2 separate regions of the Homo sapiens genome follow, and region 2 is linked to region 1. A link is a loop called in an ENCODE intact Hi-C map of the cell type or tissue named here. Cell type or tissue: gastrocnemius medialis. All regions are shown on one strand.

Region 1 (4,000 bases):
TGGGTTATTTTTACCCCAATATGAATTTTCATTAAAACTAGACGATTTACTTGCATGTATTTTTGTCCTAGCCATAAATGGTATTGTTACCAACTTGAGTGAACTGTTGCACATTGATCCTTTCTGGGAAAATGTGTTTAAGATCTAAAGTAGATTTTATTATCCAGAAATTATATTCACCTTTGTTATTATTTAAACTTCTTATATTAGAAATATTTCAACTGGCCAACTGAAAATAGCCAGCACTGAATAGGTTCAAGTAAAGTATAGTTTCTAGCTTCTGGAGAAAATAAATAGATAATAATTGAAATATGGAAAAAATAGGTTATTATTTTTAAATCTTCTGCTGTAGCCAAACACAAGGTTACTAATTCTCTCTGGGCAGACTTATGCTTCACTCCTCTGCAAATTCTGTTTCTTAGAGTTGCCTTCTTGGTTCATTCTTTCAAGTGTTTGAGCTGTGGTCAGAGCCTTTTACAAACCTCCTTAGGTTAAAATAGAATGGTCCGATGTCCGTGTGGTAATCAGAGTAAATGGAACATAGGTAGGTGGAGAGGTGTGGTTTTCCTAGAATAAATATTTTGCTATCATCTTCACTGCTGTCACAGTAATAATATTTAGTAAGCACTTGCATGTTAAATCCTTTATTAAGTACTTAATGTGCATTATCTCTTTTAATCTTCATCATAACCCTATGAGGACAGTAATGTTATTACCAGCTATTAAAGCTTGTGATCTTAAAATGTAGAGATTCAGTATGTGAATGTAAATATTATTTGCACCATTGATATTTTCTAGCCTTTCTTTCCCTCCTTTCTGCCCAAAAACTGACTTTCTGGGTAAAAAATTTTAAATAAGCACTTCAAATAACTAAACTTTTACCCCTCTTCAGATTTCTGTGTTAAGCTTCTAAGAATCAAAATATTTTCTGAGATCTATCTATCTATCTAGTGTGCGTGTGTGTGTATATATATATATATATATATATATATTTATATTTCCTGGAATTTGTTTTGTTTTGCTTTTGGTATAGAGTCTCACCCTGACACCCAGGCTGGAGTGCAGTGGCATGATTATGGCTCACTATAGCCTCGACCTTCTGGGGCTCAGGTGATCTTCCCAGCTTAGCACCCCCACCCCCCGACCCCCTCCCCAAAATAGCTGGGACTACAGATACTCGCCACCATACTCAGCTAATTTTTTTTTTTTTTTTGGTAGAAACAGAGTTTTGTCATGTTGCCCAGGGTAGTCAAACTCCTGGGCTCAAGGGATCCGCCCACCTTGGGATTCTGCCTGCCTCGGGATTCCAGGAATGAACTACCGCACCCCAGCCTAACTTCCTAGACTTTGTAAAATGCATCTCTTTAGAAGGGACTACTTGACCAGTGCTAGAGTTAAGGCATGACCAACAATTACTGGATTCGATGTCTCTGAGAATTTGGAATATTTAATGAATCAACCACAGATCAGGCAATGGGGTAAACAAATAGAAGGAAAAAATCTCTGCTATCCTCTCGCTGTCATTTAAAATATGAAAGCAACTCCCATAGGATGGAGATGGAGTCTAGGATTTGCACCTGTAGTAGGAAACTTATTGAGGAGTCACTTTGTGGGGTGTGGGAGGGCAGTGCTGTTTTTTTTTTTTTCCTAGGTTCTTTTGACTTTGTTGAGAGGAAAGATAATAGTAAAGATTATTGTTCAATTTCCCAAAGTATGGTGTTCTTTGTCCTGCAGTGGAAAATGTAGCTTTTCTCTAACTTTCTTTTTACCTCCTGACCCATCTCACTTTGTTCCCCACTAGGAAAATGTTGACTGGATTCTGGCTAAGATGTGTGGCCTCTTGGGAGAGTCTTGTGCCAGAGCGTTCTGTGTAGGAGGCTCACTTTAGGCCAATTTATTCAGGCAGCAGGTCAGGCTAGGGCTGTTGGCCAGAAGTGCTGTGCGTCCTCTGTCTTGGAGACATGGAGCTACTTGGAGCTGAGCTACCGTGTGGTATTAGTAAACATTTCCCGCCCCTACACACACTTGAGGAGCAGAACTCCCCAGAGATGTCTGTGTCTGGTCCCTCACAGCTGGGTTTTCACAGAGGCTAGATGCTCACTTAGCAATCTCGGCTGTGATTCAGGATAACCACAGCCTGCTTCTAGCTTGCTCTTTGATTTTCCTATTGGGAAAGAACAGTCACAGTAAAGCAGTATCTAGGAAGAGGAAAGCCTTCACCCAGTCAGACTTCTGCACAGAGTCCTGTTATACCGCCACTGGGCAGGTGATAGTCGTAGCAGCTAAAGAATGGGGAACAACTGGGGGTGCTCTGTGGCGTTGATGTTAAAGCTACAGAGTCAGGTTTGACCTCAAAGCAATTTCCTAAATTACTAAATACACATAACTCTTATTGTTCATGCTTTAATCCATGGTCTTTGGCATATTATTGGCCTGTTAAATGCTAATAAACCTTTGTTTCTCAGCATGTAGTTTACATGATGGGGACTTGATTAAGAAAGTACTTTCAAGCATCTTATTTCATAGGAAACTTTATTAGAGATAAGATAAGACCCATTCAAATATGCATTCTCTTAAAAATGGGTTGTGAGTTATTCTCAGAATTCTCTGCTGTCTGTCCTTTCCTGTACTCCACTTTAGCTGTTTGGTATCTCTGTTCCAAGAAATTCAGAGCACCTGCCATACCACATCTTAAAAGGAGGAAATGAAAGAGATAAAAGAGGCTCGTTTAGAGGCGAGCTGAGTTTATTTTGTAAATAGTTTTCTGATGGCTCAATCAGGGTTCCTTTCACTTTAATAAACTGCATTCCTCATATTCCCTAGTGTAATTTGGCCACATACTGATCAGGTATCCGTATCAATTGGGATAATTTCATTATAAACTTGTTTTTACAAAGCTAATCTTCACTCTCATTTTAAGCAGCACAGAGTTCCTGGGATCAGTCACAGACATTTTCACCAGACTTCTAAGATGCTGTTTAATTCAGTTCCAATTGTTACTTTAATGCTGTTGAGATGCTAGAAGCTCTCCACATAATAGGCCAGCTGCCTAAGCGTAACACTGATGACCTTTCGTAGGACTCAAAGATTTTGTTTGGGATTGTGTCTTCAGTAATTCATAACAGGTTTTGTTGCTTTTTAAATCAAACATAGTAAAGATTTCCTTTTATGCTCTCCTTTTAGCTACTTGGCTTCTGGAGTGTTACTCTGTTTTCCTAAATTTACAGTAGCTGCCAGTCTTGTGCTGAGTTCTCCTCCAAGTACACTGAATTGTGCAATTCTTGCTTGGCCCAGTTTTGGACAGGCATCTTTCCCAGAACCAAGTGGTCTTCTCAGAGGTTAAACAGTTTTGGCAAAAACTGTAAATAATGACTGAATAAAACCATAAAAACTGAAATCTTAAGAACAGGGGAAAAAGATGATTCCTGACTGCAAGCCACATGGATGCAGAGGACCCATTTTTTTAAAAAAAGTTTGTTTCTCTATTCAAGCCTTCTTAAGTTTGATCATTCTTATGATCTTCTCTTTGCCTCAAATAAAACCACCATTATTGTGCCTTTTATGACTCTTGATTCCTGTTGGCAGTGGTAGGAATAGGAACTATAACTACTGTTTCTTCTTAGTTTATTTTAACCTTTTCATTACCCTGAGTCACAGTCAAACTATGACTTAGAAATAGAAGGTTACAAATAGAAGGGTTTTATAAAAAGACCCACCAAAAAAAAAATTCATTTTTGACAAGGAATAACAATCAGATCATTTAAAGATCTGGTAGAATTTAAGGAACCTTTTTTGGCTAATTTTTTGTTGTAATTTCTAGATATTTCTCTATTTAAAAAAATACAGAATATGAATGTGTTTCTGGTAGATACTTCTGTAGATACATGTTGTTTAATATCTCTATGATCTTGTAAATGCATTTTGGTTTGTGGCTTCTCTAGATGCCTGTTAATAGATTTGGTTTTTCAGAGTAACCCAAAGTGCTTTTCTAGTAAATTAT
Region 2 (4,000 bases), 69 kb before region 1:
ACTCTTCCTTGTGTATATGAGAGTTTGGCTCTATTGTTTAGCTCTTGTGAAGAATCAGATTTGCAGAATTTTTGAGCCAGAAAGGCTTCTTCATTCATCCAGTTCAACCCTCTCATTTCCTGATGAAGAGGATGAAGACAATGAGTCCCAGTCACACAGATGGTCAGCCTTTGAGCCAGAATTATGACAGAGCAGTTGTCACTACCTTCTGTTTTGCAGTTGCTTGATTGTTTATGTGTGTGTGTTTGGTCTTCCCAGTGAGAGGATTTGTTGCCAGGGACCTCGCCTTTTTCCTCATCCAAAGCAAAGTAGTTCTTCCTCACTTCTTTGTCCAGAGTAAACATACTAGGATGCTCAGGAGCTAGTCTTTGGAAGTAGATGCCAGTGGTGTTCAACTATCCTTTAATCTAGTACTATTTTTAATGCATCTTAAATTTTTATTTTGATATCTAAAACATATTTCTTTTATCCCATTATTAGTAGAATTGATTAGCATTATATATAATTCAGATTTCATATATATGTATTTTTAAATGGGATTTCGCTCTTGTTGCCCAGGCTGGAGTGCAGTGGCGTGATCTTGGCTCACTGCAACCTCTGTCTTCCCGGATTCAAGCAATTCTCCTGCCTCAGCCTCCCAAGTGGCTGAGATTGCAGGAATGTGCCACCATGCCCAGATAATTTTTTGTATTTACTAGAGATGGGGTTTTACCATGTTGGTCAGGCTGGTCTCGAACTCCTGACCTCAGGTGATCCACCCACCTCGGCCTTCCCAAGTGCTGGGATTACAGGCGTGAGCCACCATGCCCAGCCAGATTTTGTATTCTTAATAGTTATCCTTACATGGAGACAGAAATAAATACCTCTATATTAATTAGATGATTAGATACAAATCTATTTTCTAGTACTTGGAATACTGTGACAAGGGGATGAGTAGCAAAGTCTGTATCTCAATATTTGATATACCTAAGTTTTTTTTAAATATAAATAGTTGTGTAGTACAAGATAAGAGTTCACTTAGAATAGTGCCCCTCAAGTCTGGCCATATATCATGATGACATCACTGCCCCAGCCCCATACACACTTGAGTTGAAATCTCTTAGGTTGGGCCTGTGCATCTTTATGTTTCAAGAGCTGCACAGCGGTTCTAACCCTGAGCCAAAGTAGAGGACCATTGGCTTAGAAAGACAGCATTGTTGAGATAATGAAGGCCCCCTTTTAAGAGAAAATTGCTACTTTGGGTTGGGGGGAATGTATGCCTGTTGGACATGTAAATAGAAATCTTATAGAAAGGTACAGACTGATTTCATATGTGACTGAAATCAACTGATTGTCTATGGGTTGTCTTTCAGGTCTACCCTACTAGTTGAGTTGCAACTACAAACCTCCATTATCCAGAGTGAAATTTATTAAACCAGGGCTGAGTTCTTTGTTTCTCATTTCAGAAATAACATGAAAAACCTACTCTGATAATAGAAATTGGTTACTAGAAACTTCCATTTTGTTATTGTAATGAGTAGTGGCTGACTCAACCAATTGAAAGCTTTAGTAAGGTTGGTTTCATGTTTGGATATCATGATCCCCATCTTACAATTATCTATCAATAAATCCTGCTCCCTCTTCAGAGCATTTCTTCAGTGTTATATGTAACTGCCCACCATTTATGAGACTGCCATATGGGTAGCTCATTGAAATGAGTAAATAGTAAGACTATATTAATAAAATAACATGCATATATTAGAAAGTCACAGAACAGTCAAGTGGTCACAGAAGTTTTGTTTATACAAGTGGAGAATTGGCAAAAGTCAATTTAAATTTTTTTATTGGGAACCTTTTCTGAATCTTGCTTTGGGCTGGGTGCTGCGGATCACAGCAAAACCCTGAGACCAGCTTTTGAGCCAAGACATTTAGTTTTCAAGAGAAGCAAAGTTGAATAGACTGAGGATAGTGAATTAATAGTAATTGCATATTATTTACTATTCATTGAATATAATCATACAGAGAATGATAGTCTTTTTCTTTTTTGACCTGAGATGGACACTGGGAATCACCTAATTCTAGAATTTTGCAGATAAGGAAACTTTCTTAAAAATGTGATAAATTGTCCATTAATAACAATTTAGAGCAGGAAGAACTTTATTTTTTGCCTAGAGTGGGTTATATAGTTGTGCATCTATGTGTATATGGTCCACATGGCATTTTCATTTATTCAATGGAGAGTTGAGAGGGTCTGTGTTTAGCACTCGAATATTGGACATGATTCAAATATGAGTCAAGTGTGTCTAGAGGCTTTATTCATACCTATTTTCTTTTAGTCAGCAATGCTTCATAATGCCTTGGTTTCACGAATTAATTTTAATGGAATTAAATTTGAACAGCTCAAAATTATATAATTAATTTCATTCAGCTTCAATTAAAGTTACTAATTGAATCAAGCCTACTAGCATGACACCTGGCGGCAGTCAGCTACATAACAATGGCAGCAAGTATGTAGGACTCTGCTGATGAGCTAGTTCTTGCCTACTAGTGAGTTTCCATGAAAAATCTCTTTTATTGATAATCTCAGAATGACCTTGAGTTGACTGTAGCAGTAAAAAGATTTCTGGAGTTGTTTAAAAAAGTAAAGATTTTAATTGAAACTAACATATCTCATGAAGATTACATTTCTCTATGATAATGCTGAGTAAATGTTACATAAATCTAGAACATATTGGTTTAGCATATTTTCAATTTATATTTTACTGCTATTTGAATATGGTTTTGTTTATAAAAATCCTTGGAAGTTAAGACCCCATTTGGTTCAGAGACCTTAGCCTCTGGACTCGGTCCCAAGTGGGTGTCTCTCTATTTTTATGTGTTGAAATTTGTTTCATGGCAGAACTTTTTAATTGTTGTGAAATCCCCATGGTACATGAAAAATTTTTGCATGTGCAGAAATTTTTTCCTTCCACTGGAAATGTTAACACGGTTGACTAACAACTTCTGTTTGAATCTCTTTCCTTTCTTTGCTTCCATGGCTTGACATCATGCAGTTTTTCTTACTTCTCTAACTCCTTCCTAATTGTACGGACTCTTCTTGGTACTTGGTACTCTTCTTGATATTTCTTAATATATTCACTCTTTCAGTGAGCTCATTAATTTGAATGGCTTTGGAAATCAAGTTTAGAAAGATGACTATTTCTAGCTATAACCTTTTTTCTGACTTGCAAATTCAAATGTCCAATACTTAATTCATCCACTAGACTGTAAACTCCAAGAAGGCCTGGGCAGCATTTCATAAGTCATTGTATCCTCATCACCTAGCACAATGCCTAAACATCTACTATGCAAAAATATATATTATTGAAAGAATAAATTGGTCTCATGATTTTTAGGCTTTCCCAGTCAAATCCAAACTGAGAACTTGGTCATATCCAACCCCATCTTCCTTGATAATCTTTACAAACCTCTAGTTAGTTTCTCACATTTACTCCCTATTCCATCTTGTTATCCAGTTAATTAAACTCTTATCAACTTCAATATGGGCTTTGCTAGGTCTCTCTTTTAGTTTCCCTTACTGTATTCTCCCTCTTAGATGTATCCATACTCCATTGGAATCATCTGAGTTCAGCCTCTTCTCCCTCAGTTGAAATAGAATCTTTGATTCTGGTATCCAGAAATATGTTTTTTGTTTGTTTGTTTGTTTTTTAGTTCTAAAAATACTTACAAGAAAAAAAAAGCTCACCAAGTGAATTAAAGTGAAGCCAGAACTGAGAATCACAAGTGTGCACAAATTTATTAATCTTCCTAAGGCGTGGTTCTGATAAGGCATTTCATAAAGCTTCAGTGGCTAGTTTGACTTATTTTTCTTGCTTTTGAATTTCATCCAGATTTCTCACCTTAGCATTCTAATATCCACACAATGTCTCTAATCAAACCTTCGCAGTCTTCTGTCCTAATTTGCCACTCATAGTACTTCACAGTCCAGAGAGTTGGAACCTTTGCCCAAACGTCTGCTTTT

The links. Hi-C counts contacts between places; a loop is a spot of excess contacts. Peaks named below come from ENCODE experiments on the same cell type or tissue, not always from the same donor. Only the 100,000 strongest peaks of a DNase experiment are listed, where the experiment ranks them.
Region 2: it touches region 1 in a loop (2.0-fold over the local background); 6 of 110 quality-filtered maps call a loop at or near these places.

What each region holds. Positions count from the first base shown.
Region 1 is chr7:115,006,666-115,010,665 of GRCh38, forward strand. All of the region lies in intron 4 of MDFIC (MyoD family inhibitor domain containing), which reads left to right. Among named protein-coding and RNA genes, the nearest start is that of LINC01393, 70 kb to the right of the region's middle. In gastrocnemius medialis, no CTCF peak of the experiment used is centred here; DNase peaks (open chromatin) are centred at 1,976 and 3,276; H3K4me3 peaks cover 369 bases; H3K27ac peaks cover 2,348 bases.
Region 2 is chr7:114,937,443-114,941,442 of GRCh38, forward strand. The region is part of intron 2 of MDFIC (MyoD family inhibitor domain containing); the gene reads left to right. Among named protein-coding and RNA genes, the nearest start is that of MDFIC, 17 kb to the left of the region's middle. In gastrocnemius medialis, a CTCF peak has its summit at 2,431; no DNase peak of the experiment used is centred here.